Regions from separate parts of the Homo sapiens genome. Here region 1 is linked to region 2. A link is a loop called in an ENCODE intact Hi-C map of the cell type or tissue named here. Cell type or tissue: CD14-positive monocyte. All regions are shown on one strand. Links, peaks and the distances in the headings refer to the core of each region. The heading gives the core; the rest is flanking DNA.

Region 1 (2,912 bases), core at 160-2,659, 56 kb after region 2:
CATCTCTACTAAAATTACAAAAATTAGCCAGGCATGGTGGCAAGCACCTGTAATCCCAGTTACTTGGGAGGCTGAGGCAAGAGAATTGTTTGAACCCAGGAGGCGGAGGTTGCATTGAGCTGAGATTGCGCCATTGTACTCCAGGCTAGGTGACAAAAGTGAAACTCTGTCTCAAAAACAAACAAACAAAAACACAAACAGCGTGTGGTACACAGTGAGAGCTCAAAACTGTCAGTCACTGCTATTACTTTCAAAGCACAGAAGCGGGTGAAGGGGAAATGGGCCAGAGACCAGGCTGGGAGGCAGGTCAGATTCAGACCATAAAGAGCCTTATCTGCTTCAGTAAGCAGTCCAGACTACTTCAACCTGCAGGTGTGACAGGCAGATATTTGAATTTTTTTTTTTTTTTTTTTGAGACAGAGTCTCACTTTGTTGCCCAGGCTGGAGTGCAGTGGTGATGACCTCAGCTCACTGCAACCTCTGCCTCCTAGCTTCAGATGATTCTCCTGTCTCAGCCTCCCCAGTATCTGGGATTACAGGCACCTGCCACTACGCCTGGCTAATTTTTGTATTTTTAGTAGAGATGGGGTTTCACCATGTTGGCCAGGCTGGTCTCGAACTCCTGACCTCAAGTGATCCACCCGCCTTGGCCTCCCAAAGTGCTGGGATTACAGGCATGAGCCACCACGCCAGGCCTCCTAATTTGAATTTTATTTATTTATTTATTTATTTATTTGAGATGGAGTTTTGCTCTTGTTGGCCAGGCTGGAATGCAATGGCGCAATCTTGGCTCACCGCAGCCTCTGCCTCCCGGGTTCAAGCGATTCTCCTGCCTCAGCCTCCTGAGTAGCTGGGATTACAAGCATGCCCCACCACTCCCGGCTAACTTTGTATTTTTAGTAGAGACGGGGTTTCTCCATGTTGGTCAGGCTGGTCTCGAACTCCCGACCTCAGGAAATCCTCCTGCCTTGACCTCCCAAAGTGCTGAGATTACAGGCGTGAGCCATGGTGCCTGGCCTGAAATGTTTTAAGCAGGAAAGTGAAAGCCTCAGATTTGCAATTTAAAGATCCTTCTGACTTCTGGGGGCAGGAAAGGGGGGCTGTATTCACGCACGACTGCATTTGTTAGGACCTATGACAGATGACCTGCACATGTGTGTACATCCATGCTTACCTGTGTGTGCGGGAACCTTCCCACAGTACAAGGGTGTGTTCTAGCAGACATGTGTGCATGAGGAAAGGGGCCCAGCCAGTGCCCTGTTCCAGACCCCACTGTCTTCCTATGCTTCATGGAGACAGAGAGAACTGTGTGTCGGGCCAATGCCCCCTTCACATCACCGCATGGCCTTGGCTGGTGTCACGCACTCTGCCCTCCTTGAAAGCTCTGCTGACCGCAGATGCCTTGTGTGCCTCATGCAGGGTACACCCTGAATCCTATTCTCATGTCCTCTCCAGCCTCTTTTGAGGCCTCTGCTCAGGACCTGCCTTAGGGGCTCATGTGTGCATAGCAAAGGTGCCTATTCATCGGGGGCCAGCAAGCTGGGGGACGTGTATTTGGCAGTAGGGACCTGGTTATTGGGGAGCAAGAGCATTCCTGGAGGGCCTGGGCCAAGTGCTGGATTTCAGATATTGTGAAATCTGAAGATATGGCTCCCCACTGGCTCCTTTAAGCAGCCACTTCCCCAGGGCACTGAAAATAGGACTCCTTAGGCTAAGTGGAACATTTGGGGAAGCAGGACTATTGCACAAATTGGCCTTCATTGCTCAGTCTTCCCTGCTTCGCAGCTGCACTGGGTACCTTTGGGACCAAGGCCCTGTTTCAGCCCTTCCCAACCTGCACTAGCTGGGGCCTCTGGTCCAGAGTGGCCTCATTAGTTTCTCTGAAAAGCCAAAGTCTCCTTCACCCCTCACCCCAAGTTCAGCAAACTTTCCCATTACAAAGCCCTTTCACCAACCTTAGTTTCATTTGCTTCTCACAGAAACCCTGAGAGTGGCCATTGTCAGTTCTATCTCTCAAAGGAAGGAAAAGACTCAAAGGTTATGTAGATTGCTCAACCATCTGCACGTTTATTGCAGCCAGACAACAGATCCCCGAGTCCCTGGCTCCCAGTCATTCATTAATTGAGGCTGAGGGGTGGGTGATTAACGTTTTCTCAGCAGCTTCTATGTGCCAGGTGCTTTGCGTGTTTCTTTTATTTAATTTTCAGGCCAATCTTCCCTGATAGGAATTATTATTGCCGTTAATAGGTGAGAGGCCCCTAGAGATGAAGTCACCTGCTCAAAGGCATGTAGTTAGTAAGTTCTGGAGCTAGAACTGGAACTCAGGTCTGCCTGATGACAAATCCAGTGGTCTTTGCACCGATCCATGCTGCCTCTTGGCTGCACCCATTGATCAGCCAGGCTAGCCCTTTTTTTTTTTTGAGACGGAGTCTCACTCTGCTGCCCAGGCTGGAGTGCAATGGCACAATCTCAGCTCCCTGCAACCTCCGCCCCCTTGGTTCAAGCGATTCTCCTGTCTCAGCCTCCTGAGTAGCTGGGATTATAGGCGTGTGCCACCATGCCCAGCTAATTTTTTGTATTTTTATTAGAGACAGGGTTTCACCATATTGGCCAGGCTGGTCTGGAACTCCTGACCTCATAGACTAGCCTTTTAGGACACAAAATAAATAAGGCTTGGGCCAGTGTAGACAGTGGTTAGGCCAGGTATGGTGGCTCACGCCTGTAATCCCAGCACTTTGGGAGGCCAAGGTAGGTGGATCACCTGAGGTCAGGAGTTCAAGACCAGCCTGGCCAACATAGTGAAACACTGTCTGTACTGAAAATACCAGCACAGTGGTTCACGCCTGTAATCACAGCACTTTGGGAGGCCGAGGCGGGCAGATCACGAGGTCAGGAGTTCGAGACCAGCCTGA
Region 2 (2,912 bases), core at 88-2,587:
ATAAGCAGAAATTCTAGAGTTGGAAAATGCAATTGACATACTAAAGAATGCATTAGAAGGCGTGGTGGCTCACGCCTGTAATCCCAGCACTTTGGGAAGCTGAGGTGGGTGGATCACCTGAGGTCAGAAGTTCACGACCAGCCTGGCCAGCATGGTGAAACCCCGTCTCTACTAAAAATACACACACACGCGCACACGCACACACACACACATGTGTATTGGTGCATGTCTGTAGTCCCAGTTACTCAGGAGGCTGAGGCAGGAGAATCGCTTGAACCTGGGAGGTGAAGTTTGCAGTAAGCTGAGATCCCGCCACTGCACTCCAGCCTGGGCGACAGAGCGAGACTCCATCTCAGAAAAACAAACAAACAAACAACAAACAAAAAAACACACAATGGAGCTCCAATTCCCATCTGGCAGCAGACTTTTCAGTGGAAACCTTACAGGCCAGGAAAGAATGGCATGACATTGAAAGTGCTAAAAGAAAAAAAAATTACCCTAGAATAGTATGTCTGGTAAAAATATTCTTCAAACATGAAGGATAAATAAAGACTTGCCCAGACAAACGAAAATGAAGGGTTTCATCAACACCAGACCTGTCCTACGAGAAATGCTAAGGGGAGTTCTTCAATCTGAAAGAAAAGGATGTTCATGAGCAATAAGAAATCATTTGAAGGTACAAAATTCACTGGTAATAGCAAGCACACAGAAAAATACAGGGTATTATAACACTGTAATTTTGGTATATAAACTACCATTATCTGTTTTTGTTTTGTTTTGTTTTGTTTTTTGAGATGGAGTTTCACTCTTGTTGCCCAGGCTGGAGTGCAATGGTGCGATCTCGACTCCCTGCAACCTCCTCCTCCCGGGTTCAAGAGATTCTCCTGCCTCAGTCTCCCGAGTAGCTGGGATTATAGGCATGTATCACCACACCCAGCTAATTTTGTATTTTTAGTAGAGACAGGGTTTCTCCGTGTTGGTCAGGCTGGTCTTGAACTCCCGACTTCAGGTGATCCACCCACCTAGGCCTCCCAAAGTGCTGGGATTACAAGCATGAGCCACTGCGCCTGGCCAACTACTCTTAAGTAGAAAAGCTAAACAATGAACCAATAAAAAAACAATAACTACAACATTTCAAGGCATAGTACAATAAGACATAAAGGGAACCACATTAAAAAGCAGTGGGGGCTGGACACGGTGGCTCATGCCTGTAATCCCGGCACTTTGGGAGGCTGAGGCGGGTGGATCACAAGGTCTGGAGTTCAAGACAAGCCTAACCAATATGGTGAAACTCCGTCTCTACTAAAAATACAAAAATTAGCCAGGTGTGGTGGTGTGCACCTGTAGTCCCAGCTACTCAGGAGGCTGAGACAGGAGAATCGCTTGAACCATGGAAGGCAGAGGTTGCAGTGAGCTGAGATAGCGCCACTGCACTCCATCCTGGGCGACAGAGTGAGACTCCATCTCAAAAAAAAAAAAAAAAAAAGCAGGGGGGGAGGAAGTTAAAGTGTAGAGTTTTTATTATTTTTTTTTTCATTTTGCTTGTTTGTTTGTTTATGCAACCAGTGTTAAGTTGTCATCAGTTTGCCGGGCGTGGTGGCTCACGCCTGTAATCCCAGCACTTTGGGAGGCCGAGGCGGGTGGATCACGAGGTCAGGAGATCGAGATCATCCTGGCTAACACAGTGAAACCCCGTCACTACTAAAAATACAAAAAATTAGTTGGGCACGGTGGCGGGTGCCTGTAGTCCCAGCTACTTGGGAGGCTGAGGCAGGAGAATGGCACGAACCCGGGAGGCGGAGCTTGCAGTGAGCCAAGATCGTGCCACTGCACTCCAGCCTGGGCGACAGAGCGAGACTCTGTCTCAAAAAAAAAAAAAAGTTGTCATCAGTTATCAGTTTAAAATAATGGGTAATAAGATAGTATTTGGCTGGGCATGGTAGCTCATGCCTATAATCCCAATACTTTGATAGGCTAAGGCAGGAAGATCACTTTAACCCAGGAGGTCACAATGTTACTCATTTTGCCTGGGTAAATGGCAAAATGTTGACTCTACAATAAAAAAAATTAGCTGGGTGTGGTGGCATGTACCTGTAGTCCCAGCTCCTGGGGAGGCTGAGGCAGGAGAATCACTTGAACTCAGGAGGCAGGGGCTGCAGTGAGCTGAGATTGTGCCATTGCCCTCTAGCCTAGGTGACAGAGCAAGACTCCACCTCAGAAAAAAAAAAAGATCATCATGACGAAGTGGAATTTCTCCCAGGGATGCAAGGATGGTTCAACATACACAAATCAATTAATGTGGTACATCATATCAACAAAACGAAAGACAAAAACCATATGATCATTTCAATTGATGCTGAAAAAGCATTTGATAAAATTCAACACTACTTCATAATAAAAACCCTCAAAAAACTGGGTGTAGAAGAAACATACCTCAACATTATAAAAACCATATATGACAGACCCACAGCTAGTATCATACTGAATGAGGAAAACCCGAAAGACTTTCCTCTAAGATCTGGAACATGACAAGGATGCCCACTTTCACCACTGTTATTCAGCATAGTACTGGAAGACCTAGCTAGAACAATTAGACAAGAGAAAGAAACAAAGGGCGTCCAAATTGGAAAGGAAGAAGTAAAAATTATTCTTGTTTGCAGATGATAAGATCTTATATTTAGAAAAAACATAGACTCCACTAAAAAACTATTAGAACTAATAAACAGGGGGCAGTCATGCCAAGCACCTTAATTCATTTTAATGGTGGAAATAATGGACACATATGCTTAGGGAGTTCAAGTCATCTCACTTATGACATATAGACAGAATGAAAAACTATTTTTTTTAGCAATATGATTCTTCTTTTTTTTTTTTTTTTTGAGACAGAGTCTTGCTCTGTTGCCCAGGCTGGA

The links. A loop is a pair of places that touch in the nucleus more often than their neighbours do. Peaks named below come from ENCODE experiments on the same cell type or tissue, not always from the same donor. Only the 100,000 strongest peaks of a DNase experiment are listed, where the experiment ranks them.
Region 1: it touches region 2 in a loop (8-fold over the local background); 8 of 110 quality-filtered maps call a loop at or near these places.

Annotation. Positions count from the first base shown.
Region 1 is chr16:29,891,149-29,894,060 of GRCh38, reverse strand. All of the region lies in intron 5 of SEZ6L2 (seizure related 6 homolog like 2), which reads left to right. Among named protein-coding and RNA genes, the nearest start is that of SEZ6L2, 6.9 kb to the left of the region's middle. In CD14-positive monocyte, for the core only: no CTCF peak of the experiment used is centred there; a DNase peak (open chromatin) is centred at 1,710.
Region 2 is chr16:29,947,453-29,950,364 of GRCh38, reverse strand. No RefSeq gene overlaps it. Among named protein-coding and RNA genes, the nearest start is that of TMEM219, 13 kb to the left of the region's middle. In CD14-positive monocyte, for the core only: no CTCF peak of the experiment used is centred there; no DNase peak of the experiment used is centred there.